Regions from separate parts of the Homo sapiens genome. Here region 2 is linked to region 1. Evidence: chromatin loops called from intact Hi-C (ENCODE). Cell type or tissue: sigmoid colon. All regions are shown on one strand. Links, peaks and the distances in the headings refer to the core of each region. The heading gives the core; the rest is flanking DNA.

Region 1 (15,970 bases), core at 4,416-12,415:
ATTCTTTTCCATGAACCATAATGCCTGGCCTACAGATTATCAATAAATATTCTTGGCTGAATAAATGAATGGGAAAACTGCTGCTGACTTGAATGATTTTTTTCCTAAATAAGATGACTTTTTATCATATATGTTCAGACTGGCAAGAGGCATGAAACGTTTATCAGTTTAGTTGCCACAAAATTTCTTTCTTTTTCAAAATAACAACAGATGTTGGCAAGGATGCAGAGAAAGGGAACGCTTATACACTGTTGGTGGGAATGTAAATCAGCACAACCTCTACAAAAGACATATGAAAACTTTTCAGAAAACTAAAAACAGAACTACCATTTGATCCATAATCCCACTACTAGGTATCTACCCTAAGAAAAAGAAATTATTATATAAAAAAGACACCTTCACTTATCTGTTTATCACAGTACAATTCACAATAGCATAGCCATGGAATCAACATAAGTGTCCAACATCGAAGAATTCAATCAAGAAAATGTGATACAGATACATCATGGAATACTATTCAGCCATAAAAAAGAATGAAATCATGCCTTTAGCAGCAACGTGGTTGGAACCGGAGGCCATTATCCTAAGTGAAGTAACTCAGAAATGCCGCATGTTCTCACTTATAAGTGGGACTAAAGAATGAGCACACGTGAACATAGAGGGGGAAGAGTAAACACTGGGCTACAAAAGGTGGGAGCGTGGGAGTGGGGGCGAGGATGAAAAATCACATGTTGGGTTCTGTGGTCACTGTTCTGGTAATGGCTATGCTAGAAGTCCAGAATTCATGACTACACAATATATCCACATAACGAAACTGCATTTATACTCCCTAAATCTATTAAAAGACGAAGAAGACGAAGAAGACAAAGATGAAGATGAAGAAGAAGGAAAAGAAGAAAAAGGAGAAGGAGGAGGAGGAAGAGGAGGAGGAAGAAGAAGAGGAAGAAGAGGAAGAAGAAGAGGAAGAAGAAGAGGAAGAGGAAGAGGAAGAAGAAGAAGAGGAAGAAGAAGAGGAAGAAGAAGAAGAATAAGAAGGGTTTTGTGATTGTGGTTCAGAATATGGCTCTTTTATTTGAGCCATAAATCCCTAACCTAGAGAAGACCTTGCAAATAACCCCTCTGGAGGCCAAGAAGGATGTCGAAAGCCTGTCTCTAACAAAAGTTACACAACATCATAGAGTATTCAAATGACATTCATCTGCAGCTAGACTAAAAAACTCCATGTTGGGTTTTCAGCATCATCTATCAGAAACATCAAGTAAACAAGTAATTTTCTCCAGTATTTTCTCATTCTTCCCACAAATACTGCAAATGTACCTAAATATCAAGATTATAGTTCTGCAAAATACTCCTAAAATCTGTTTGGAACTCTATTCCTTCATTTATTAAGATGCAAAGATATACTGGTTTTCTATTATCCAGATACAGTAAGCATCAGGAAACAGTAATAATTTCCTCCATCTGATATTCCGTTATCAAAAACAACTTTTAAAGAGGTTGGTTACTTTCATTACATTCTATGATAGATTCACATCTAGATTTCCACCAAAAATGTAGAGAACACGACAACTTGAGACTAGGAGCTCTTAAAAAATAAACACTGTTGATGAATTAAAGGATTTTCTGTTAGTTGTATACATGCACTTTGGGGCATAACATGTGCTATGGTCTAAATGTTTGTATTTCTCCAAAACTCATATGTTAAAATCCTAGCAATAAAGGTGATGGTGTTAGGAGGTGAGAACTGTGGGAGGTGATTAGGTCTTGAGGGTGGACTTCTCATGAATGGGATTAGTGTCCTTATCAAACAGACCCCAGAGAGCTCCCTTGCCCCTTCCACCACGTGAGGACAAGGGTAAAGACGGCTGGCCATGAACCAGAAAGTGTGCCTTCACCAGCCATCAAACCTGCCATGCCTTAATTGTGGACTTCCCAGCCTCCAGAACTGCGAGCAATATCTTTCTGTTGTGTAGAAGCCTCCCAGTGTGGCATTCTGCTATGGCAGCCTGAATGCAGCAGGACATGGTGTTATGGAATCTTGTTGCTTCAACTGAACCTAGCAGAATGAAGAGTCTGCTCCACCCATCCTGGCTCAGGGCCTTGTCGTCAGCCTCCTGAAGCCAACTACTAAGTCATCACATAAGTCTGTCTGCAGTAAACACACTGAAAGTTCCCTGGAAATCACAGTTCCTACAAAAGCCTAGGCAAGTATTCTGAAAAATGACAGCCAGTCATTTCTCTGAGACCTTTGGCCTTATGAATTTGCTGGGAAGGTACATCTTCCTTTCCTACCCCTACCACTTTGCAAGTATCAGATTGAGCATCATATTTTCAGGAGAGTCACTGCCTCATGCCTGCCTACCTTTTGATCATCATGGAACTGGCAAAAGCAGCGCTATCTACTTTTCCAGGGGATGCAAAGGTACAAGGCCAGGCCAAGCATAGTGTTCAAGAACGCAGCTGGATCGCTGCGCAGCTAGAAGAGAGCTGGACTCTAGACTCCCAGATTAGTGAAAATGCACAGAACCGAAAGGCAGCTGGATAAACGTAAGGCAGCTGAATGCCATTTTTCTTTATTTAACCAGTGGGCTATGTCATCGGATCATAAGATCCAGCGACACTTGGCTTAAATGTTGCATTGGTGTGCATAGGTTTAGATGGTAGTGAAACGTAGCGTTCAGCATCTGAGCAGACCATTTTCTAAAACCAGTAATGTTCATCGATCCAGCCCTTCCAGTCTGCAATATCTGCCAGCTATTTTAAAAGTCAACAGAGTTGCAAATTTTCTAACTGTTCTGGCTCCAGGTGGCATGTGGCTGAGCGACTCAGTCTTCTTAATGGCCAAGTCAATGGCCCACGGCTCCGGCTGCCTCTGAGAGCGTTTGCTTTACCAGTGGTGGAAGTGTGGCTGCGTAACTACAATGCCTTGACTACAGCCTCAACTCAGCCTTCCAATTTACCTCTTTGCTGGCCAGTGTCTCCCTGATGGATACACTTATCGTTACCAAAATCTCCCCTGAGAACACCAGTGTTGCCGAGATACTCTCACTTTATTAAAGTCTAAGTCTGTTTTCTGCTGCCTGGATCAGGCCCATGCTCCTGCACAGCATGAAAATGAAGAAATGCACAGCCTGCAGCAGCAAGAGCTCTTTCTTCTCTTCCGTTTGATGACCACCTCGGGCTGATACCCTGTCTCTCTTTCCTTCTTTCCCAGTCAACCCCTACAGGCCCTGGGACTCCTCTCCGTCCACTGGAAAGGCAACTCCCCACGGATGGAATCCGCTCTTCTCCCCAGCTCTGCTGAGCACCTCATCAGACATTTTAAGCAGCTGTGTCACATGACTTCCAGTACAGGGAGCCCCACACCAGGCTTCCATGCCAGCTGGTTACTCCCAGGCCTCCTTGACTGGTACTAATGCACCATGACCCTCACAAGTGCCCATGCCAGGAGACCATGAACTTTACCTCGATGGACAGCCTTCCGTCCTATGCTCCAGCTATTCTTTTTGAGGGAGATTACCGAATATAATAAGCACATGATATGTACATATGCATATATACACGTTTGTGCATGTGTATGTATAGAGACACATATGTCACTAAAATAACTGCTCACAGATATTTAATTTCAAACTTCCATTTCCCCCTTCACCACCTTCTGGGCCCAATCTCCCCAAACAAAGCAGAGTGTAATAAAACGTGTATAGTTACTTCTTCTGCAGTGTCTTCTGTGGTGGGCTCCACATCCAGGTTGAGATCCTCCTCTGTGGTCTGATAACAAAGATAGATGTTAAAGATGGTTAGCATTGCCATGTGTTTGTAGGTGGCCTCATACAGGTTACCAATATGAAAAAGTACTAACTAAATATCCCGCATGATTTCTGTAGGACATGGAAACCATATCACCGTCCCTTCCCACCTGAATTTATGTTTAACTGTGTGATGCTTCATGTCCGAGATGGATCCTTTATACAACAGGTGGTAAGTAAGGCAAGGAGTGTTCACACTAAACCCTAACTCAAACGACTAAATCAATGAAGCGAGTGTGACTTACGGTACAATCTAAAGGACGACAAGGTGATTCTTGCCAGTGGAGAAAGCGTGGATTTTCATGAAGCTAAAATACGAACGGAGCTGATGTGGAAGCACAGAGCAGCGGTGAAGGCATGTGTGACCACTCCCATGAGAACGGAACCAAATCACAGTCCCAAGTGAGTGCTGGGAGAATGGATTCTAGCAGAGAAATGAGGCCCAGCCCATAAAACGTAAAGCAAGTGTTTCTGTGGTTGGCACAAGGTTTAAGTGGAACCATCTGGGTCTGAGTCTTTGGTTTCTACTTAACAACTTGGAGCCACCTGCTTAACCTGGGCCTCGGAGACATGGCAGTGCTTCTGCCTAGAGATGTGGGGAGAGCTCCACGGAAGAACACCAGCCAGCCATCAGCACCGGCTGCCATGCAGCAGACACGGGAGAGCTCCACGGAAGAACACCAGCCAGCCATCAGCACCGGCTGCCATGCAGCAGACACGGGAGAGCTCCACGGAAGAACACCAGCCAGCCATCAGCACCAGCTGCCATGCAGCAGACACGCAAAGTGAACTGCTGTCATTATTACTATTTCTAGTTTCATCTTCTCACCTAGTAGCCAGGAGATAATCATCTCTATCCAAGCTTGACTATGAATCTTCAGGGAATCATGTTTGATCTGCATTGTTTAAAAACGGAGCTTTCTCTTTCTCTATCTAATGTATTATGACATCCCAGAGAGAAAAATCATGCTTATTCCTCCAAGAGAACACAAATAAAATGGGTCAGCCAGACCTTGTGGGCTGGCTTATGGACTTGCCTTACTCATCATTTCTCCCATTTTCTTATCTTGCCCCCAAAGCACGCCCTTGGCTGCTGTAACCCCGCTGAAAGCAATGATTGAAAAGTCCTGTGTTTGAGATGTGCCTTCAACTTGCCAGAACATAATTCATGAAATACTACATGTTTCTTTTTCATGCTAGATTCTGCCGGGGTTTTCTGGAGGTTCTGGCTCTTAATGAGCACGTTGCCTTGTCAACACACCCATTTATGGGTTAATTATATATCTGAAATATCTCAGAACAACACAGAGAACCACAAAGACTTTCCCTGGACAGTCAGATGAATCTCCCCTGGTCTACAATTTTTATAAACTGTATTTAGTGTTCTCTAGTACAATGGACCTCAGACCCAGTTCAGTTCGGTTCTCTCAGACTACAGATGAGAAAACAGGCCAGAAAGGATAGCAGCTTGAAAAGGTGGTTAGAGCAAAACATGAATCCAGGAATGCTGATTCTAGTCCCTGGAAATCCAATCATCAGTCCTGTCACATTTGCATAACAGCAAGGAACTAAAGCAATAAAATCTAAACTAAATCACTAAAAAATAAGCACTAAAATCTCTTAGCAGATTTTCCGATGAGAAAAGCATGCAGGCTCCTCCTGCAAGGGTTTTAGGGCATTTAACTTGGAGTTCAGAGGCCAGATATGCTCCATATAGCTCTGCCACATTTCTTGATATGTGAGTTATTTTAATACCATGCAACATAAAACATGGACAAAACTAGAGAGGAAATTCAGACTGTGAATTCCAAAACACAGAGGATTTTGTGGATTTGGAAATTTCCTCAGAAACTTGAAGTACCTCATGGTTAATATTTAAGCTTTCATTTTTCTATAGAAAGAACTCTGGTTTTCTGGGTTCCAAGTAAATAGGAATTTAACACTGTCCATACTCCACCAGCTGTGCTCTCCTGAAAAAATTCAGCTAAGAAGCCTGAAAAAAATTTATTTTGCTTCAAGAGCTATTTAATGTATCCAATTTTCCTCAAAACCTTTACCATCTGCCCTCTCCTGGGGCTGGCAAGGCAGGGCAGACCATCAGTCAACTCGGCTCCAAATTCTTGCCACTTGCAAGTGCTTTCTAGGCTCATGGCATGGTTTTCAAATCATGGGAATCTATTCATTGCTGATCCATTTATGAGCGATTTGAGAAATATGTGAAACACAAGCTGCTCCTCATGGCTTTGGTCACTGGAAATAATGTAAAGACCAGGGTCCCACCTGGAATTGTAAAGCCCCTGGCCCCCTCTCTCCCATCCTTTCTGAGCCCAGGGCGGAATCCTCCCTCTGGACAAGCCCTTCATTCGTGAGGGCTGAGCACCTTACAGCTTCAGCACAAGCCAATGTGCTGACGATGACCAGCTGGGCTATAGGAAGCACTAGTAAATGAGAAAAGAACTTCTAGCTGATCACTTGCTCGTTCACTAATTCAATATTTAGAAAAATTGAATCTCTCTCTCTCTCAAAAAAAGTAGACTTGAAATGGCAACCGCAGTAAGGGAATGGATCTTTCCAAGGCACCATCCTCAACACCAAGAACAACCCCATGTACAAACAGAAGAATCAGTAACAGTAGGGAGCCCTGGTGTCATCCTTCTCCCACCCCAGGTACTTTCCATGAGCAGCAGTATCTGGGCTGTTCCATCTAAAACAAATGGACTTCAATGTCCGTGCTATGCCCAACAGTCTCTGCTAAACATCAATACATATGTCGAGCATTATTTAGCTTGGCTTTCCAAGAAAACTATTCAATATGAAGCATTCAGTAAATTCTCTTCTAAAACAGAATCTCTCATTCAGTTCAAAGGTATGTTATGTGACTATCTCAAGACGTACATATAAGAATAAATAAAATTTAAAATAGCATTGAATTTATAAGTACAGTGCTGGGAGTAGGAGATAGGCAAAAATTAAATTGGACTTTGAGGAGGTTTGGTGAGTGATTACAAATGAGCCATGTTTAAATGCCATTTGAGTTGCTATAAACACAGAACAGGTATATCTAATAATTTAGTAGACGTTAATAAATTTGGGGAACTTTCTCTTCTAGGAAAATGTATGTTGACCATCTCCAATTCAAATGGAGCAAATCAGATTCCGTGGAGCAGAGGTTTGCGTGTCCCCAGGGAAGCATGGAGTGAAAAACTCTCAGCAGTGATTCCTGCACACCCACCAGCCCTGGGACGGGCAAGGAACACTTTGATTTCATTATCTTTTCTGTTTATCTTTAATCACACCTCTTTATCTGACCATTCATCCTTTTAAGGTTGCATTATCTTTTTTCGTTTAAGATCACATTATCTTTATGCTCTCTGTTCCTTGATTCATCATTGATTTTTGCCTTCTGGTTTCATCTTTCACTGTAGCAAATGGAAGGCTTCTAATTTAAAGCCACTTGTTGAAGGAAAATCAAACTGATGCAGATTAGTTTGGAAACGGGAATACTTTAAGACTTACATAGACTTTAAGAAGCATCCTGAAGTTTCCTTAAGGGCAACAATTTGTTTCTTGTACTCATTATCATTTATGTATTTACACCACACACAATGCCGTGCGTGTATACACACGCAATGTTTATCCATGTGCATACACAACGCAACATATACATCCACACACACTGGATAGCCAACTCTCTGACCCATCATAGTCACCTAATGGACATGAACTGATTATAGTAAATGAGCAATGCATTGGCTGCAGAGTTCGGATTCTTGAGGATGCTGTGAAAAGTGCGTTCTCTCCTGCACTCACCTCTATTTCCATAGGCTCCACCTCGATCTTTTTCCATAGTTCCAGCAACTGTGCGATTGGCATTTTTAAACTTTCCTTTTCTGCTGGTCGAGTATTGATAGTAGGAAAGGAAATAAACAGAGGCTCGGACCGGCACAGGGGGACGGCCAGACGGGATGTCGGAAGCCAAGGGACGCAGAGGCCGGCGGGTGGCGGCGATGGAGAGGACAGATCCGGCTCCCAGAGGAGGTCGTGAGCGCGGGGCCTGCGCCGGCCGGAGGAGGGACCCGGGGGGCTGCAATATGGCTGCTCGGGCGCCGTCCCCTCCCTGCCAAGCCAGGGCTCTGGGGAGCTGCTGCCGCTTCCCGCTCGGGCTGGGGCGAGGAAAGGAGGGGACGGCGCTGCGGCTTCGGAATCTGTACTGCGACTTTGGCAGAGTAAACGCTGCACTTGCAGCTTCGAATTGAATTTCCTGCCTCTCCCCCCTCCCTTCCCTGGCCACGCTCTTCCCTCCTCCCCTCACTATTTTACCTTAATTGGCTCTAAACGAGGGTGAAAGTTGAGTCTGAGGATGCCGCTGCCATAGAAACTGCATAGCAACCAAGGGCTGGGGAGGCGGGGGGGGGGGGCGGCAGGTCTTTCCCCCCCACCCCCAGCACGCGCACACCCTTCCCCACCTCCCCAGCCCGCCGCGCCTCCCCGGAGACCCACACCGCCACCTCCCGCCGCAGAACGGGAGGGACAGGAACACGGACGGAGGGACCGGGACGAGGGGAGGGCTCCACGCAGCACAGCTGCTTTCCTGCGGAGCGTTCAGGAGACTCGGGCACCTCTGGAAGCGCTGCGGACTGAGCTGCCCGCGGCTGCCCCCGCCCCGAGGGCCGGGACAGCACCTCAGGAGAAGAGGGACGAAGAGGGACGACAGACAAATAGCTGGGGAGAGGCGGGGGGGGGCGGCCCGTGGGGTCCGCTGGGCCCTACCCAGCCCTGCCCGGAGCTGCCCGAAACAGCACTCAGGCCTCTGCGGGCCAGGATGAAAGGCACGTGGGCCGCTGGGGCTCCCAGTGGCAGGGCCCGAGGGACAGAAACATTAATTCAAACAACGTGTATCCTGCCCCTCAGCTCCTTCAGGTCTCCACCCCGTCCTATTTCACAGGTGACAAAGTCCTGAGGCTCAGAGAAGGAACCCCCGAAGACACAGCCAGGCGCCTGCGGGAGAGCAAGGCCTCCTGGGCCACCGCTCCTTGGAAAGGAACCAGGGGAAAATTCCCCTCCCTGTTTCCCTTTTTTGGGTTGTGGAGTGGGGGGATCTCTCTTGCCTCCCTCCTTACTCCCTTCTGTCCTGGATAATGAAAGGTGCGTGCGGGTGAAAGACATATTCATTTCTCCAATCGTCCAAGTGCTAATCCTGAAGCATTATGGTTCCCTCTTTTAGGAAAGGGTGTTAAAGTTAACACAATTTAATGCTGCTTTGGGAGTAAGTGTATTCATTTCTATAGCAAATTCCTTTATCTTTGAGAGAAATATCTTTTTAAAAATAGCTTAATGTTCTCCAAAATTATCAATCCCTTTTTCTTTTTCGACTTTATGCAATCACTAAGAAATTCAATTCACTGGAAAAAAAGAAAAACCCAAATCCCAGATACTTTGTATCTCATAGCAAAGTAGAGTCCAAAGTTAACAGAGGGGTTCTGTACTTGGTGTTGATTTATGACAGTCACTTTATCTTTCTACAAAATTAGGCCAGAAGGACCTTTAAAATCAATTGCATTCAGAATTTTAAAAATAGCAATATTGTTCGTTTTCAAATTGGAGATTCTGTGATTGACAGAGCAGAGTGAAGGTTTTCTTGTGTTAACAATCATAAGGTGATTTTGTACATGCTGTAAAAGGTCACAGATTAAAAACAGACAAAGCCAGGGTGGTGGCTCATGCCTGTAATCCCAGCACTTTGGGAGGCCAAGGCGGGCGGATCACCTGAGGCGGGAGTTCGAGACCAGCCTGGCCAACACGGTGAAACCCCGTCTCTACTAAAAATACAAACTTAGCCGGGCGTGGTATCGCATGCCTGTAACCCCAGCTACTAGGGACGCTGAGGCAGGGGAATTGCTTTAACCCAGGGGGCGGAAGTTGCAGTGAGCGGAGATCACGCCACTGCACTCCAGCCTGGGCAACAGCGCGAGACTCTGTCTCAAAAAAAAAAAAATGGTTTTTGGTTTTTCTGTAAAAAAGCTAGGAGAGTCACTCATAAAAGACAGTGAAGAGATGTCAAGAATCTTTAATCTGATGGTAAAAATGTGGACTCCTGAAGGCAATGGGAAAGAAATGAACTCAGATTCTTTACTGTGTATTTACAAAGACTCCAGCTTCTGGAAGTTTCCACAAGTGCTCTGTTGTGGAAGAAGGAAATAGAGGTCCTTTATATGAGGGAGGAAAAGTCCTTTGGACGGGCTGTCTTGTGATTGGCAGTGTGTCCTAGGAAACTTGAGGGAAGCCCAGCTCCTGGGAGGCCATGGGTGAACAGCCTGCCAGAGTCCCTAGCAAAAAAGAGCTCATTTTAAGGGGTATCTTAGGAATTGCTGAAAATGTGGCTCATAATTTAGCATGGTGTTTTTTTTAACTATGCAAATATGACACTAATCAACAGACTGCACATTATTTGGGCATCTCACAGGCAAGCAGAGAGCCTGGAGAGATGAAGCGATCACCAGGGAGTGAGACGAGAGTTCATGTGGCCAGGGCTCTGGGCTGGAATTCCCACACTTACTCCCTGCACTGCTGCCTTGTAAAACACCTACGGGGTCCTCCCAAAGCAGAAACCTCCCGGATGGGTTCCTTTCCATCAGCTTTTTACATGCAAGGCACTCCCAGGGCTGCTGCCCACCAAGATGCAGTACCAGGTGTGCCAGACACTGGGGAAGGGGACCTGGAAACAGCCAGAAAATAAAACAAAATAAAATGCAACAAACTGAAATCTTCAAAAGGTGATATTGATCTGGGAAAACAGCCCCACTTATAAAGTTTGTGTTGGGAAAGGTAAACAATTAGAGGTAAGAAGGAATAATTTTTCTGAAAGGAAATAATGATTACATTTAAATACCTACGAAGATAAAGATTCAAATAAAGAACCCAGGAAATTAGATGCGTTGGAATTAAAATGTTCAAATAAATCCCAAGAAAACTTGAACAATCTTTTTCTTTCTTTCTTTTTTTTGAGACAGGGTGTCACTTTGTCACCCAGACTGTAGTGTAGTGGCACGATCTCAGCTTACTGCCTTCTCGACTTCCTGGGCTCAAGAGATCCACCCTAGCCTCCCAAGTAGCTAGGACCACAGGCGCATACCACCACACCACTCATTTTTGTGTGTGCGTGTGTTTTCTGTAGAGACAGGGTTTTGCCATGTTGCCCCGGCTGGTCTCAAACTCTTGAACTCAGGCAATCTGCCGGCTTCGGCCTCCCAGAGTGCTGGGATTACAGGCTTGAGTCATTCGGCCCGGCCTGAACAACACTTTCAACAGAACACCACCTGAAAAAGCTATTTCTGAGATATTCACCTCCAAAGCATCAATTTCTAAGAAGAACTGTTGAAGCAGCCTTGCTGAAAATGGGTCCTTAATGAACCAAACTCTGCAAAAGAAAAGCAATGGGAAGTATTTTAAGTGTCCCAAGTCACAGCCATTGTGAGATGAGATGGATGAGCTGGCATGAAACTCACTGAGACCCAGCCCCAAGTGAAAATTACTCTCTTGCTCCAACGAAGGAAGAGCACTCCTCTGTGTTCATTGCCTCTTCAATCTTAAAGTGTCTCTTTTCTCTTAGGAAGGAAAGACGGATGGAGAAGGGGAGGGAAGGAGGGATGGAGAGAGCTTATCCATTCCACGGATTTCTGACAACCAAAGAAAAGCTGAATCAGGAATCTGGTCCTGGTCCCACTTCTGCTACTAATAGCTATCTTCTGTAGCTCAGTTTCCCCACAGAGGGGGCTGCCACGGCCTGACTCACAGAATACACAGCAACGAAATGTGTTTCGTGATCTGAGAGAAAAGGCCCAAAGAAATCCAAGTTTTCTGATGGACAGACGTGCTTGACCTCCACACTGAATCCGACGGACATTTTTAAAAGACCCAAATGTTTTATTCTGGGCTGTTCCGTTTTGCAATATTGTACATTTTGAGATGGATGAAAGATTTAGTAAAAATGAAAACAGTGTCCAGATGCAGTGGCTCACACCTGTAATCTCAGCACTTTGGAAGGCCGAGGCAGTAGGATCACTTAAGCCCAGGAGTTTGAAACCAGCCTTGGCAACACAGTGAGACCCTGTCCCTACTAAGAATAAAATTTTTTTAAAATAGCCAGGCATGGTGGCACATGCCTGTAGTCCCAACTACTCGGGAGGCTGAGATGGGAGGATGGTTTGAGGCTGCAGTGAGCCATGATTGTGCCATTGTGCCACTGCTATCCAGCCTGGGTGACAGAGCAAGACTCTGTCTCAAAAAAAAACAACAGTTACTAATTTCCAGTGACATGGTCACCAGCTTTGGTATTTTCACTCTCCGGAGTTTCACAAAATTCTCCAAAAAACTTAAAACCAAATTTATTTAAATTTTAACAAAAATGCATGTGACCCATTGTCACGGGCTGGGCCATGTCCCTCTACCTCCCAGATTCCTGTGTGGAGGCCCTAACTCCCACTACCTCCAAATGTGACCTTCCATGGAAGCAGGGTCCCTGCAGAAGTAGCTGGTTAAGGTGAGGTCATGCTGGAGTGGAGTGGGCTTTATGTGATCTCATAAAATGGGGAGATTTGAACACAGACATGCACACAGCAGAACAGCACTGGGACGCTGGAGCTCTGCTGCCACGAGCTGAGGAACTGGGAGCTCTCCCAGAAGCTGAGAAAGAGCCCGCACAGACCCCTTCCGGACACCTTCAGGGGGCGTGCGACCCTGCTCACACCTTGACCTCAGACTTTGGGCCTTCAGAACTGGGAGGCAATCATATTCTGTTGTTTTGGCCACTCAGCTGGTGATACTTTGTGATGGCAGCACGGAAGCCGACTAACATACCAGCTGGGGGATGAGGTGAGCACACAACAGCAAATCCAACAGTGCCCTAAGGCCACAGCTCTGTCGTGACCAGAACCCGAACTCCAAGAGAAACCCGGCGCATAGAGATCTTCACTGACACCTTTTCTCCACAGGGACCAGTCAGGGCAAGAGGGACATCATTTCAGCTGCAAATGGCTTAGCTTCCAAGGTGCACAGAGGCTCACAGAAGCCACTTTATATACTGGCAGCCGGCAGCTTGGTCCCGAAAGGCATTAAGGTGCCTGGGGCCCAGGCCAGCCGCCTTGGCAGGACGCCCTCAAAGCCTCATTTCCAGCCCAGCAGCGTCGTGACACTCAGAACCGTAACAGCAGCTTGTTTTCAAAAGAAATTATTCACAAGGAAGAAAAAAAGGCTGAGTACAGAGTAAACAGCCTCTATTATGAAAAATAAATTATAAGCTAGGAGAACATTTGTAAAAAGGAGCTATTGCTTTGCAGTCTTCCCAACTAAGCTTTTCATCTCACTGGTAGGAAAAGTCATTGTGATCTGGACTGCCCAGATTCTCGGGACGCCCCCCAAGTCTTCCTACATGTTGTGAAGGCTTCCCAACTTTAGAGTATAAATACAACACCAGGCAAATGCTTACTCATTTTAGTTGCATGAATTTCATACTTAAGAAAGTGCAGGCCGGGCGTGGTGGCTCACGCCTGTAATCCCAGCAGTTTGGGAGGCCGAGGTGGGCGGATCATGAGGTCAAGAGATTGACGAGACCATCCTGGCCAACATAGTGACATCCCATCTCTACTAAAAATATAAACATTAGCTGGGTGTGGTGGTGGGTGCCTGTAATCCCAGGGAGGCAGAGGCAGGAGAATCGCTTGAACCCGGGAGCCAGAGATTGAAGTGAGCTGAGATAGCGCCACTGCACTCCAGCCTGGTGACAGAGTAAGACTCCACCTCAAAAAAAAAAAAAAAAAAAAGAAAGAAAAAAAATGCACACACACATACAAGCACACACAAAAAACAGAGAGAAGTGAAAATGCTGAAACACCTGCATTTCCTTCTCAAGTCACCCATCTTATTTGTCCACATGTAACATTACCCAGGAGTTACCACAGTCGTATTTAAAAAACAACCTAGTGCTAACCAGCCTTCCTGGTTGGGAGTCCCTCTGGCTTGCTGGTCCTGCAGAAATGGTAAGACCAAAGCTGCACTCTTCACTGACTTACCATACTACGCAATAATTGTCAATTAAGCAATTCGTAGGGATTTATTTAATTTAGCCTCAAGCCAGACATATTGGTTCTAAAATTTATTTCAGTTTTCATAAGCCTAATCATATAAAAAGTCAACGAATATACTATGAGCAGCCAGGATCTGGAAGATTGGGCACATGCCATTTCCCCCATGCCATACCTCACCTGAAAGATCTTGGCATCATATATACCACTGGAATTCATGTGAGCAAAGATGGCCATTGTAATGGTTAACACTGTCAACTTGATTGGATTGAAGGTTGCAAAGTATTGATCCTAGGTGTGTGTGTTGGTATTGATCCTAGGGTGTTGCCAAAGGAGATGAACATTTGAGTCAGTGGGCTGGGACAGGCAGACCCACCCTTAATCTGGGTGGGCACCATCTAATCAGCTGCCAGCGTGGCTAGAATATAAAGCAGGCAGAAAATCATGAAAAAACTAGACCGGCCTAGCCTCCCAGCCTCCATCTTTCTCCTGTGCTGGATGCTTCCTGCCCTCGAACATCAGATTCCAAGTTCTTCAGTTTTGGAACTTGGACTGGCTCTCCTTGCTCCTCAGCCTGCAGATGGTGGGACCTTGTGATCGGGTGAGTTAATACCTAATAAACTCCCCTTTATTTTATATATATATATGATTACAGGCTGGGATTACAGGCGTGAGTCACGGTGCCCAGCCGGCACGTTCTTAAGTATGAGATTCATGCAACTAAAACCGATAGGCATTTTCCTCGTGTTGCATTTATACTCTAGAGATGGGAAGCCTTCACAACATATAGGGAGACTTGGGGGTGTCCCGAATAATATATATATATATATATTCCATTAGTTCTGTCCCTCTAGAGAACCCTGACTAATACAGCCTTCAAGGAAGATTTTTAAAGCAAAACAAATATATTTCAAGACTTTGAAAACAATTATGTTCTATTGAACCAACTCAAGTACTTTTGAAAACAAAAATATGTATATTAGCATCTGTGATCTGAATATGGAAAATGCCTTTTAAAAAACCCGGTGTGAAGTCTATGGAAGCTGTAGAGACAGAACAACTGGCTTCGAGGAGAAGTGAAGGGTAGGGTGAAGCAGCCCGCAGCAGTAGCATGCAGGTTTGACTGATGTGCTTGTTGCATTATAATAATGGGCAACATGCGTTACCTGGTTAAGAGTGGACCACAGCAAGAAACAAGTATATAAAAATGACTAAAGGGTGGAAAGAGTGACTTTAAGAGGATGGCTCTGTGTTTACTGGACTTGGGGAGGGAACTGGAACAACTCCTCTTGGAGGCTGGTATTAGGAGTTAAAAATTAAACATAGGCACCAATGGGACTTAGCAAATTCTCAAAACTACAGTAGCTGCTGTCTCAAAATATAAATTATCAGTAAAAACAGTATGTATAGGAATCTTCTGGTTAATCTGTGGAATTGATGTTCTACTCCTGGTGAAAGTAGTTGAAGTATACTCAACTACTTCAGGTAGTTGAAGGTCACAGATAAGAATAATAACTAGGCCGGGGGCAGTGGCTCATGCCTGTAATCCCAACATTTTGGGAGGCTGAGGCAGGCGAATCACCTGAGGTCAGGAGTTCGAGACCAACCTGGCCAACACGGTGAAACTCAGTTTCCAGTGAAAATACAAAAATTAGCCAGGCATGGTGGCGGGCGCCTGTAATCCCAGCTACTCGGGAGGCTTAGGCAGGAGAATCGCTTGAACCCAGGAGGCAGAGGTTGCAGTGAGCCAAGGCAACAAGAGCGAAACTCCAGCTCAAGCAAACAAAAAAAAGGAATAATAACTATAGTGGCATAAAATTCTCTTTAATAAAAGGTGAAGTTTGAGATATGGTGTGTCACCTGATGCCACCACTGAACTAGGCTTCTGAGGAGAAGAATGGAAGACAGGAGAGCTTCCAATGTGAAATGTTAAGTTTCCAATTGCAAGAATATGTCTAAACTACAGGCCCCGAAAGCCCTGCTTTGGTCCTTCTGCTGGCACAGGCTGGCTTTTTTCATGCTGTCAACTTTAATTTCTACATTTTTTTTTTAAATTCATGCTTGCTTACCTTGTCAGGAAAA
Region 2 (13,040 bases), core at 4,858-12,857, 130 kb after region 1:
CATTAAATGTGGAGTTCGGGAAAAGATGTGCAGAAGCTGACCCTATCTCCACCATTTGATACAATCAATGTAAATAACCTCAAAAGCATAGATAATTGTAAAATGTAGTAACATAATTATGAAGCGATGTGTTTTTAGTGTTTACTGTTTTTAATTTATTTAAATGTACGTACATGTATATACTTTAACTGTTCATAATGTCTATGTTTAATAACCAACTCATAAAATTCTTGAAAAGTTCATTGGCTCTCATAAGCTTGTCCAAATTGCCTCCAGCAAACAGCTGGCCATATCTACAGCTGTATCTACCTACCCACCCACTTAATATTTGCCATCTGTCTTTACGTCAATGTCTCTGCAGTCATTGTGACTGTTTGAAACTTGTTCACTAGTAGATTCCTTAGGAATAGCTTATGGTAACTGTATTTCCTGAGTCTTTGCATTTTGGTAACACTTTGCTGCTTTTATACTTGAAAATTATTTTGGCTTATCTTTACTTTCCTCGAGTATCTTTTTTCATTTTATTTTATTTTTTTTATTTTTTTTGAGACAGAGTCTCACTTTGTTACTCAGGCTGGAGTGCAGATCATAGCTCCCTGCAGCCTCAACCTCCTGGGCTCAAACGATCCTTTCAGCTCAGCCTCCTCAATAGCTGGAACTACAGGTGCATGCCACCATGCCTGGCTAATTTTTTGAAGAGACGGGGTTTTGCCACATTGCCCTGGATGCTCTTGAACTCCTGGGCTCAAGCGATTCACCCGCCTCAGCCTCCCAAAGTGCTGGGATTACAGGTGTGCGCCACCACACTTGGCCTGAATATGTAACTCCATTTTGTTCTGACATAAGGCATTGCTGTTGAAAAATCTGATGTCAAACTAATTTTCTTTCAAAATGTCAGTGCATCTTCTTTTGGTGGGGAAAGGAACCCCAAGAAATTTTATTTCTTCCCTCTTTCCCCTTCTTCCTTCTTTCCCCTTCTTCCTTCTTTCCTTTCTCTTCCAATAATTTTACTAGAATGTCTTGGTATTGGATATTTGGACTCCATTTTCCAAGGTGTTTAGATAATCTTTCAATATGTCGTTTCAAGTATATGCTTATTTCAGGAAACCTTTCCTGAATTATACATCTTGTTTGTTTGGATCTATTCCTTTTGATTTTCTTTTTTTTTTTTTTTTTTTTGAGACGGAGTTTCACTCTTGTTGCCCAGGATGGAGTGCAATGGCACGATCTCGGCTCACTGCAACCTCCGCCTCCCAGGTTCAAGCAAGTCTCCTGCCTCAGCCTCCTGAGTAGCTGGGATTACAGGCCTGCACCACCACGCCCAGCTAATTTTGTGTTTTTAGTAGAGACAGGGTTTCTCCATGTTGAGGCTGGTCTTGAACTCCTGACCTCAGGTGATCCACCTGTCTCAGCCTCCCAAAGTGCTGGGATTACAGGCGTGAGCCACCGCGCCTGGCTGATTTTATTTCTTTAGGAACTAATATATCTGTGTGTGTGTGCGCATGCACGTGTACCCATGTGTACAGGGTCTTCCTTGCCTGTTTCCTATATATGTATATCTGTCATTTCCTTTTAAATCTTTTTCATCTTGTACTAATTTTCTACCACTGTGTAGCATATCACCATAAATTTAGTGTCTTAACACATTTATTATCTTACAATTTTGCCTTCAGAAGCCCACCATGGGTCTCACTGAGCTAAAACCAGGGTGTCAGTAGGTCTGGATTTCATTCTGGAGGCTTTAGGGCAAATCTGTTTTCTTCCCTTTTCCAGCTTCTAGAGGTAGTACACATCCCTTGGCTCATGACCACTTTCCTCCATCCACAAAGCCAGCAATGTACCATTTCTCAGACCGTTTCTTCCATAGCTGCATTTCCTTCATACCACTGCAGTCGACTCTCCACTGTTAAGGACCCATGCAATTAGGCTGGACTCAGCCAGATGATCCAGGATCAGGCTTCTCTCTTGAGATCCATAAGGTAGTCACATTTGCTGTCACTTTGCCATGTCAGGTGACACAGGCACAGGTTCTGGAGATTAGGATGGGGACATCTTTGGGTGACCGTTATCCTGTACCACACGTCTCTTTTATAGCCTCATATTTTTTCATCTTTTCTTTTAATGCATTATCAGTTCTGTTTATTTGCTCGTGTTTCTTTCTCTCTTCATTTCTGAAATGTTTTTAAAATTTTTACTTCTTTTCTGAGTTTGTCATCTCCTTTCTGTATATTTCTAAATCTGACACGTCATTTTTTCATATCTAATGTCATTTTAGATGTTTATTAACTTATTTTAAAATATTTTAGTTTTCATCTGTTTTGAAGCCATGGCTTTCTGTCATAATTTATTTTCTAAAGAAATTATGTTTTATTCTCTTTTTTTCTTCATAATGACTTTGTATGGGATTTGACCTTAGTTTTTTTGGTACTCATTTTCAAGTAATGCTAGTTTTCCTGACTTTTAGAAGGGAAGACTTAATTAGGGTAGTTTTTCTAATTTCATGGCTCTCCTTTCTCTTTATTGATTCATCTCAAATTCAATAACAATTCAATAAGTTGGCCCTTGATAAGCTGATTCAGTATCTTATCTGGATGAGAAAAGGCCTAAGAATAGCCAAAGAATTCCTGAAAGAGAAGAATAAATGAAAGATTGCCCTATCAGATGTCAAAACATATTATACAGTTTTAATAATTTAACACTGTTATTAGTGTAGTTATGGAAACACATACAAATGAAACAGAATGGAGAACCCAGGAAAAAAACTGACATATATCAAGCTGATTTATGTTAGTGTCAGCATTGTAGCTATCTGGGTAAAGAAGCAACTCCTCAATATAAGAGATGCTGAAATAATTGGTTATATATGTGTGAAAAAATGAAATTTGATATCTCCCTCACTCCATACGCTAAATTCCAGGGAGATTAAGGATTCAAATATAAAAAGCAACACTTTTAAACTTTCAGCAGAATGTACAGAATAATATTTATAGACAGTAAGTTTGGTTTCTGAATACCATTCTCCACTAAAAGGAAATAGAGATACGTGGAAAAATGGCTGGCTCCAGAGCTGGGAGAGGGAAGACCACTGACTCTGTAAAAGGACACAGGAGTCAAAAGGACACCAGCCAGGGCTGGGACAATCTGAGCAGCAAAATAAACAATAAAAATAATGGATTATAACTAACTGAGTAAAATAGGAGTCTATACACCAAACTGATATAAATAAATAAATAAAACAAGAAGGAAAAGCTCTTGTTTAGAGTAGATGCCTACTAATAAATGTAGATGTTATGATGAAGTAAAACAAAATGATGAAACCTCACCATTTTGCAGCCATCTTATTAGTAACTGATTGAAGAAAAAAGTTGTCTTTTTTTTTTTTTTGAGATAGAGTCTTGCTCCATCGCCCAGGCTGGAGTGCAGTGACGCGATCTCAGCTCACTGCAACCTCTGCCTCCCAGGTTCAAGCGATTCTCCTGCCTCAGTCCCCCGAGTAGCTGGGATGACTGGTGTGCGCCACCACGCCCGGCTAATTTTGTATTTCTAATAGAGACAGGTTTTTGCCATGCTGGCTGGGCTACTCTCTAACTCCTGACCTCGGGTGATCCACCCACCTTGGCCTCCCAAAGTGCTGGGCTTACAAGCATGAGCCACGGTGCCCGGCCAAGAAAAAAGTTTTCAATGGATGCTATATTAGTTATCTACTGCCATGCCACAAATTACTCCAAAACTTAGTGGCTATTTTTTATTTTTGGACAGTTTTTGTGGGACAGGAATTTGGGAATGGCTTTTCTGGGTGATTCTGGCTTGGGCCTACTCATGAGATTGCAGTCCAGATGCTAGCTGAGGCTGCAGTAATCTGAGGGCTTGATCAGGGCTATGGGAGTATCTCCGTGGTGGCTCACTTACATGGTCATTGGCAGTAGGCCTCATTTCTTCACCATGTGCACCTCTCCAAATGGCAACTTGAGTATCCTCACGACATGACCTCTGGCTTCTCCAGAGCAAGCGCTCCAAGACAACAAGGAGGAAGACACAGTGTCTTTCTTTACAACTTAGCCTCAAAAGTCAGACTGCATCACATCCTCAACTACCTATTGGTTACGTAAGCCATTCCTATGCAGTGTGGGAGAGGACCACACAGACATGTACTTATTAGGAGATGGGATCACTGGGGCCATTTTGGAGGGTGGCAACCAGATGCTAAAGTTGGTGGAGAAAAGTTTGATGAGGGAGAGGATATCCGCGTAGTCTCAAAGTGTCTCATATTAATTACAAAAAGGAAATAACAGTTTTACAATGAAAAAACCTCACACATGCCACTTAACCAAGTGGCCAAAATTGGTATCACCAATAATAGGACAAACCGACATCACGGGCTTCTTATCCAATGAACCAAGTAAACATCATGTATGTGGTATTCCTGCCAAAAACGCATAATGTAAATCTAATCCAGAGAAGACACTGGGTAAACCCTAATTGAAAGGCATTCTACAAAACACCTGACCTGTACTCTTTCAAGAACAGCAATGCCCCAGTAGACAAAAACAGGCTGGAACCACTCCAGGTTAAAGGATACTAAAGAGAGGTGACAAATGATGATACAGACCGAATCATGAACTTGGAAAAAAACATGACTATTAAGGACATTATTAGAGCAGTTGGTAACTTTTGCATATGAACCATGGATTCGTTAACAGTAGCTTTGTGCTCACCAGTTCACTGATTCCCTGAGAGTTGATTGTTAAACAGCAAAGCATGTTTTGAGCTGGTTGTTAAGCTGTTGATAACCTGAAATCAGCCATGATGAGCCACTTACCATGGTATTTTGGGAAAACTCTCTCAAACTGTGTTTTTCCTCTGCTCTCACACCACAACAGCAATCATCAACACAGAAGACTCCTGTGACCATATGTGTGGGAACTTCTCCCCACCACCAAGAGGCAGACACAAGCCAGGACCTCCACCCAGTTCCTTCACTATCTATCTGGAGGTAGCATCAGATCCCACAGATTGAGGGCTCAGACCCCAAGACCACCCTCACCCCCAGATATCAGTTGCAAATCTGGGCCTTGGGAAATTCTGATTGAGCTTCAAGTTGGGGTTCCCATGACCCCCTCTTTGGGTTTGATTGATTTGCTGGAGTGGCTCACAGAACTCAGGGAAACACATTTGCTGTTTTATAATAAAGGATATTACAAAGGATACAGATGAAGAGATGAGGTGCGGAGGAAGGGGCTCAGAGCTTCCATGCCTGGGGCGCCACCCTCCAGGAACCAGGAACCTCCATGTTTTCAGCTATCCGGAAGCTCTCTGAACTCAGTCCTCTTGAGTTTTCATGGAAGCTTCATGACGTCAGCATTCCTTCCCCCAGTGTGTATGGCAGGACCCTCTCTGAAAAGTCTTAAGACCCACAGTTGGAAAGGTGGGAGAAGATGGAATCCTGCCTTGGGGCAGGTGAAAGGAGGGCAGGAGAGAGATTCTGTTTCTTGAGGCCTGCCCTTGCGGCCTAACACACCCCACATTTTAATAAAAGACTGTAACAAGGACAATGGTAGTTATGAACCAAAGTAAACCATCACACATGGGAACTGGCAAATGTTACAAATCAGGTCCTCTCTCCCTCTCTCCCTGTCTGGACAGTGCACCAGCTTGCCACTTGGTAACAGTATTATAACAATGCTGTCTCCTGATTTAGATAAGTGTACTGTGTGGAGTAATGGTCTTATTCTTAGGAAGACGTGGTAAAGTGTTTAAGGGTAAGGGGATCAGATGTCTACAACTTAATCCCAAATAGTTCAAGATAGATAGGTCAATAGACTGAAAGAGAAATTGATCAATAGATAAAGTTAATATGGCAAAATTGTGACAACTGGTGTATCTGAATAAATAGGTCTTTGTAGTATTCTTGCCATTTTTCCTTTAAGTTTGAAGTTTTTTCAAAATAAAACGTTTTTTAAAAAACCCTCCAACAGCTAACGTTACCTGGGTTATTAAGTCTAATAAACATGACTGACTTGCCCAAAGTCATATAGAACATTAATGTTTGGTCCAAAGCTGTCATGACACCTTGAAGTAGCCTTTTCTGAAAATGTTTAAATTTCTTTAAAATTTCTTGTGATCAAATTAATGTGTGAATATTTTTTATATCTAAAAAATAATGTTACGCGTAAACTTTGAAATTAAAAACTAACTTGGTATTTTGTTTGGGCCTGATAATTCCTGGCCGTAGGGGCTGTTCTGCACAGTGTAGGGTGTGTAGCGGTATCTCTGGGCTCTGCCAACTAGATGCCTGTAGCAGAGTGTCCCTCCCCCTACCCACAATCAAAATGTCTCCAGACCTTGTCAGATGTCCCCGGGGGAGGGCAAAATCGCCCCAATAAAGAACCACATTTCTAGAGTCAGTGTGATATAACAAAGTCAAAAGGGAAAAGAAGGCTGGTCACAGTGGCTAAGGTGACAAGGTCGCTTGAGCCCAGGAGTTCAAGGCTGCAGTGAGTCATGTTTGCACTACTGTGCTCCAGCCTGGGTGACAGAGTAAGACTCCTTCTCAAAAAAAAAAAAAAAAAAAAGGAAAAAAGAGATAAAGAGGCCGGCAATATGTGCAATATACATACATATGAAAAAAAATTTAAAGAGACCAAGGGTTTTTCCAATGGGTATATCCCAAACTTTGTCTTGTGTGTGTGTTTAATCCTTTTGTGCTCTTAGAGTTATTATCAGTCAAATATTCTATTTGACACACATTTTAGAGAATGAGTTTATAACCATTTTTGGAATTTAAATAGTACTGCCATCTAATGGTGTTAATCAATTAATTCCAGCCCTGATACACTGGCCAGATTCTGAGGCTGAATGTCAGATACTGAAGTAATGGGAGTTAAAACAGTGAGTCAAAACAGCGAGTTAACCACAAATCAAAGTAGTTCTTCAAGAAGGAGCAGTACAGAGCTTCCGACACACTGAGAATGTGCATTTCCAAGGTTTGAACGTACCATATATGGCTATGGTACCAGGCCTATGGCTTTTGAACCAATGAATTTTTTGTATACATGCACTTAGCAACACAATAATTACATTTATAAAGGGGGCTAGGCATTGTAAAGCTAAATAAATAACAAAATCCTCAGAGAATTAGTAAAAGAAAAACACTTTCATATTGTTCTCAGCATTTATTTTAAAACACCTAATTTGAAGGTATCAATTAACATAGCCAATTAACTGATAATATTAGCTATCCGTTTTCCCTCTAAAGCAGCCTTGTTGTCTGGGATATCAGCTGAGGTTTTTTGTCTCATGGCCACAGAAATGAAGAATGCAGACACACAAAGGGTGAAGTTAGAGAAGTGTAATAGGCAAAAGGAAAAGGACAGCTCTCTCTCACAGAGAGAGGTCCCAGACGGGTTGCCGTGCTGCAGTAAAATGGAGGGTTTTTATCAACGAGCTAGTAGGGAGCGGGTATCTTATCTACATAGGGCATGAAAACCTGGTTAGGACCAGGTGTGTCATCTGTATAGAGTGGAATCTCTGGCAGCCCCTACCCCATTCTTTTATCATGCAGGCAGGCTCTTAGCTTGGGCGACTCCACACTGCCTTTCTCCTTCCACCTTGCATGTGCTAACAAGAATAGGGGGAGTTTCCATGCCTTGTCCTGGGTACCTCCTTGCAGCTGCAGGCATTTCCCCCACCCCACCATGCAAGCTTCTAGCTAACCTTAGTGTGTCCCTGTCCAAAAAAGGGGAAAGGAATGTGCTCATTAAAGCCTACTGTTTTTACTGGGACCCATTTATGTAAGTTTGGTGACTACCCAAGAAACTCTCCCTCTGTGCCGGAGATGCTTATCTACATTATACAGTCCAATCTTCCAGGCTGCTCTTTGTTAAAAGAGAAGTGATTTATTTGGACTGCCTGTGGTTAGAATGGAAGTAATTTCTGAGCTGTTTTTTGTCAGAAGAAAAGCTTTTGTCAGGGACTCTTTCACCCTATCTACCTACCTAAATTATTTCTATCTCCTGTATTGCCTCTACCCATCTTAGTTCTCTGGCTGAGGTCCTGTAAATTAGACTGGCCAAAGACAGGTTTGTAGCCACAGACAAAACCCCTCAGACACCGAGTTGTAGAAGGAAGGGCTTTATTCAGCTGGGAGCATCAGCAGACTCACGTCTCCAAAAACCGAGCTCCCCAAGTGAGCAATTCCTTTCCCTCTTAAGGGCTTACAACTCTAAGGGGGTCCACATGAGAGTGTCATGATCGATTGAGCAAGCAGTGGGTATGTGATTGGGGGCTGCATGCACTGGTAATTACAATGGAACAGAACAGGACAGGGATTTTCACCGTGTTTTTCTTTTTCTATAAAATGTCTGTAATCTATAGGTAACATAACCGATTAGGTCAGGGGTTGATCATTAACTAGCATGTCCTGCCTTTAGGCAAAGAAAGGGAAGGCAGAGTTTTTCTTTTATTTGTTTCTTCTCAATCGTCTTCAGCTCAAAATAATCCTTATGCCAAAGAAGCATATGTTAGGGTGGCATATTCTGGTGTAACATCTTTGTCTCAGCAGGCAGTGAAAAATAATTTAAAAAGCCACCTTCTCTGCCTGCTGCACACTGCCCCTTGGTGGCCATCATTTTAACTGTCTTTGGTAAAGGTAGCTTTTCTTTTTTTTGCTTTGAGACGGAGTTTCGCTCTTACTGCCCAGGCTGGAGTGCAATGGCACATCTCGGCTCACTGCAACTTCCACCTCCCCAGTTCAAGCGATTCTCCTGCCTCAGCTTCCCGAGTAGCTGCAATTACAGGCGCCTGCCACCACACCCAGCTAATTTTTGTATTTTTAGCAGACGGGGGTGTTTCACCATGTTGGCCAGGGTGGTCTTGAACTCCCGACCTCAGATGATCCACCCGCCTAGGCCTCCCAAAGTGCTGGGATTACAGGTGTGAGCCACCATGCCCAGCCCAGAATGACCTTTGCTATCTCTTGCCTTCTGCATCTCTTCATTCAATCATTTTCTCTTAGTTTAATTCTAGTCAATTAAATTAAATTCTATAAATATTGAGAGAAAGCAAAATATCATGAAAAGAACATGAGCTGAAAACCAAATAGACTTGGGTGGTTCATCTCAGCTGCTAGCTGTGTGTCTGTGGGCATACTACCTAGCTTATTGGAACACTGTCTCATCTGTAAAATGGAGTTGTTTAAAAATAACTCAACATGCTCAGATCATGGAGAAAATGAAATTAGGTTGTATATTCAAAACAACTAATAATAGTTAATATTTTTATTATGTTATGATTGGGATTTTGAATACAATCTACTATCTAGCTATACATATTCACATCTACGGAGATTTTTATCCTAATTTACAAACAGAAAACTGAGGCAGAGAGACATTAGCTAACTTCCTGTGGTTAACATAACTAGTAAGTGGATTTGAACCCATGTAATGTGGCTGTAAAGTCCATGCTTTTAACCACTACACACAACCTGGTAAATCCTTGTTGAAATAAGAAAGCAATTTCAGTAAGTTGTACTGTACCAAAAGAAATGTGGAATTCATCTCTTTTCCCAACATGCTACTATCTTTTGAACATTTAAAAAAACTAATAGGCCATTGAGAACCTTATTTATTCACCACTACCTAAACTATCCTGATCTTTATGGGAACAGAATAGATGACTTCAATGAGAAGGCATTAATATTACTGAGTGCAGACTGAAAGACTATCTCGATGATTAACGACACATTTTCATTTTTTTTTTTTTTTTTTGAGATGGAGTCTCATTCTTGTTGCCCAGGCTGCAGTGCGGTGGCGTGATCTTGGCTCACTGCAACCTCCGTCTCCCAGGTTTCAAGTGATTCTCCTGCCTCAGCCTCCTGAGTAGTTGGGATTATAGGCACGCGCCACCACTCCCAGCTATTTTTTTGTATTTTTAGTAAAGATGGGGTTTCACCATGATGGTCAGGCTGGTCTGGAACTCCTGACATCGTGATCCACCCACCTCAGCCTCCCAAAGTGCTGGGATTACAGGCATGAGCCACCATGCCTGGCCTTCAATTTTTAACATTTAAGAAAAAGTGACATTCCAAGAATATGCAAGTGGAAAGCCAGAAAGCATTTCCCCTATCCTATCCTGAGTTTATTCTCATAAGAATCTAGTTGTTTAAAAACTAAGTTACTGGAACATATTTGTGATTAATTTTATGTGTCAACTTGACTGGGCCATAGAGTGCCCAGATACTTGCTGAAACATTATCCTGGGTGTGTGTATGAGGGTGTTTTGGGATGAGATTAACATTTAAATGGATAGCCTGAGTAAAGCAAATTGACCTCCCTAACATATGAGTGAGTCTCATCCAATCAGTTAGAAGCCTGAATAAAACAAAAAAACTGATCCTCCCTGAGTAAGAAAGAATCTCTCCTGCCTTCTGATCTTTTGACTGGGACATCAGCTTGTTTCTTGCCTTCAGACTCAGATTGAAACACTGACTCTTCCTGGATTTCAAGCCTGCTAGCCTCTGGTCAGGAACTATGCCATCAGTTCTCCTGGGTCTCCAGCTTGCTGGCTCATCCTGTAGACTTGCCAGCCTCAGTGATCTTGTGAGTCAGTTCCTTATATGAATCTCCTTATATATATACCCGTATACATACATATATCGTATTGGTTCTGTTTCTTTGGTAAACCCTAATACAATATTTATATTTCTTTGTTTTTTTTTTTAGACAGGGTCCCACTCTATCTCCCAGGTGGGAGTGCAGTGGCGAGATCATGGCTCACTGCAGCCTCAACCTCCCAGGCTCAAGTGATCCTCCCACCTCAGCCTCCTGAGTAACTGGGACTACAGGCCATGCCATCACGCTTGGCTAATTTTTGTATTTTGTGTAGAGAGGGGTTTTGCCATGTTACCCAGGCTGGTTTTGAACTCCTGAGTTCAAGCAATCTGCCCACCTCACCCTCCCGAAGTGTTGGGATTACAGGTGTGAGCCACCGCCCCGGCCAATATTTATATTTCTCAGACGCATCCTCTTTTTTCCATGTTCACTTGTGCAATTTTAGTTGATGTCCTTCTTCTTTCCTGGACTATTGGAATAATTTCCTTGTTCCAGTGTCAGTACATCCAATTCACCCATCCCCTCCTTGCTTCTGGAGTGCTCTTTCTAAATACAAATAGGCTAATGACATTTTGCTTTTAAACTTGTTTAGCACGCTATTTCACACCTTCAAGATGAAAGTCAAATTCATTAGATTGGTGGATAAAGTCCTTCCCAATCCAGTCATTTCTTCATCTCCAGCCACGCCACACTACCTGCCACTTCTTGCACAGAGCAATCTGCCTTAGCCTCTTGGTCTTGCACTCTTGTATGTTCGGGTACTTCTGCCTGGAATGCCTCTTTCTTATTCAATCAGGAAACTCTCATAACAGGTGTGTGTGTCTGACATTAAGTGTCACCTCCTTAGCATACATCTTGGATTTACCTCCCTGAAATCCAGGGGTGAAGGAGTCAGGGGTCTTTTTCTATTCATTGCCTTCAATTGAGCATACTTGCAGGGTGTGTTAATTCCTTGGCACTTTAGGTCTTCCCAAAATGCAGGCAGAGCAGGCTCTGGTGGACAAAGATAGCTGATAATGCAAATAACTTCAGGTGCCGGCAGTTGGAAGTTGGCCCAATGTGCAGAATGTTCTGTTCAGGGGCATGTGGGCTTGGCCTAACAGATCTGTTATAGCCCTAATATCATACTGTTGTTGGTTTTTCAATCAATGCACAAAGTTGGAAAGATATAGAGCTGACCCTGAACAACAGGGGTCTGAACCAGTGTGGGTCTACTTATATGCAAATTGTTTTCAATATATACAGTTGGCCCTCCATATCAGTGGGTTCCACAACTGAAACCAAGAATAGGTGGAAAATACAGTATTCTTGGGATGCGAATGGTCATATCCACAGGTTCCACAGGGCCAACTGTGGGATTTGAGTGTATGTGGATTTTGGTGTATACGAGAGGTCCTGGAACCAATCCCCCATGGATACCAAGGGATGTCTGTAATTTTATTTACAAAAAGAATGCAAATTCTTGACAGACTAAAAATGAGAATGAAACTAACAAAATTAGGAGGGGGAGGGGAAAAGACGAGAAAGTAAGAATGTACCAATTCCTCACCTCTCCTAGTAGGGAGCCAATATACAGTGTGTAAAATTTATAAATAATGATTTAGGTAAACAACCTAAAGTCATGAAAGCTTCTAGCAAAACTAAAAGTAATACAATTTTTTAAATTAGGAGTTAAGAATAAGTTTTTGTCCCTTTGAAGGATTTTCAGCTGGTGAGTCAAGATGTATATGTACAGTATTTAAGGTTATAATGAAAAGAACCAGAAGAACTAAAACCAGAAATTGTTAATTGCAGTTGGGTCTAGGATATGGTAACAGATAAGGTAGGTGGGTAGGTAGGTAGAGTAGCAGGGAGACCCTTACTTTTCTTTTAATATGTTCCCCCCTTTTGTTTGGATTTTTAACGATTATTATGCATTATTTCCATAACAAACAAATGTAAATAAAGTGTAGTTTAACTACAAAAAGTAACTTTTAGAACACCCTTAACAAATATTTTGTAGGAGTCAAATGAGGTAGGATCTATACGGTATGCATGAACATCAAAAAATGATCAGGACTTCTTAAGTCAAGTTAGTAAACTAAAAGATAATAGGCATAGGATCCAAATTACAGAGAGGGAGGAAGTATGTGTGTGTATGTAACATATCTATGTACAGTTGACCCTTAAGCAACATGAGGTTAGGGGCACAGACCCTCACAGTCAAAATTCCATCCCCCAAAACTGTAGTAACAGCCTACTGTTGATCGGAAGTCTTACCAACAACATAAACAATTAACACTTTTTTTTTTTTGAGATGGAGTCTTGCTCTGTCACCCAGGCAAGGAGTGCAGTGGTGCAATCTCGGCTCACTGCAACCTCCGCCTCCTGGGTTCAAGAGATTCTCCTGCCTCAGCCTCCCGAGTAGGTGCGATTACAGGCACGCACCATCAT

Evidence for each region. Hi-C counts contacts between places; a loop is a spot of excess contacts. Peaks named below come from ENCODE experiments on the same cell type or tissue, not always from the same donor. Only the 100,000 strongest peaks of a DNase experiment are listed, where the experiment ranks them.
Region 2: a loop joins it to region 1, with 3 times the contacts of the local background. A loop is called at or near these places in 6 of 110 quality-filtered maps.

Annotation. Positions count from the first base shown.
Region 1 is chr6:166,854,489-166,870,458 of GRCh38, forward strand. It overlaps a transcript of RPS6KA2 not described here. Among named protein-coding and RNA genes, the nearest start is that of RPS6KA2-AS1, 41 kb to the right of the region's middle. RefSeq lists a silencer at 8,345-8,654. In sigmoid colon, for the core only: no CTCF peak of the experiment used is centred there; DNase peaks (open chromatin) are centred at 7,923 and 8,352; H3K4me3 peaks cover 2,182 bases.
Region 2 is chr6:166,981,221-166,994,260 of GRCh38, forward strand. No RefSeq gene overlaps it. Among named protein-coding and RNA genes, the nearest start is that of MIR3939, 10 kb to the right of the region's middle. In sigmoid colon, for the core only: CTCF peaks have their summits at 8,647 (motif pointing left) and 8,849; no DNase peak of the experiment used is centred there.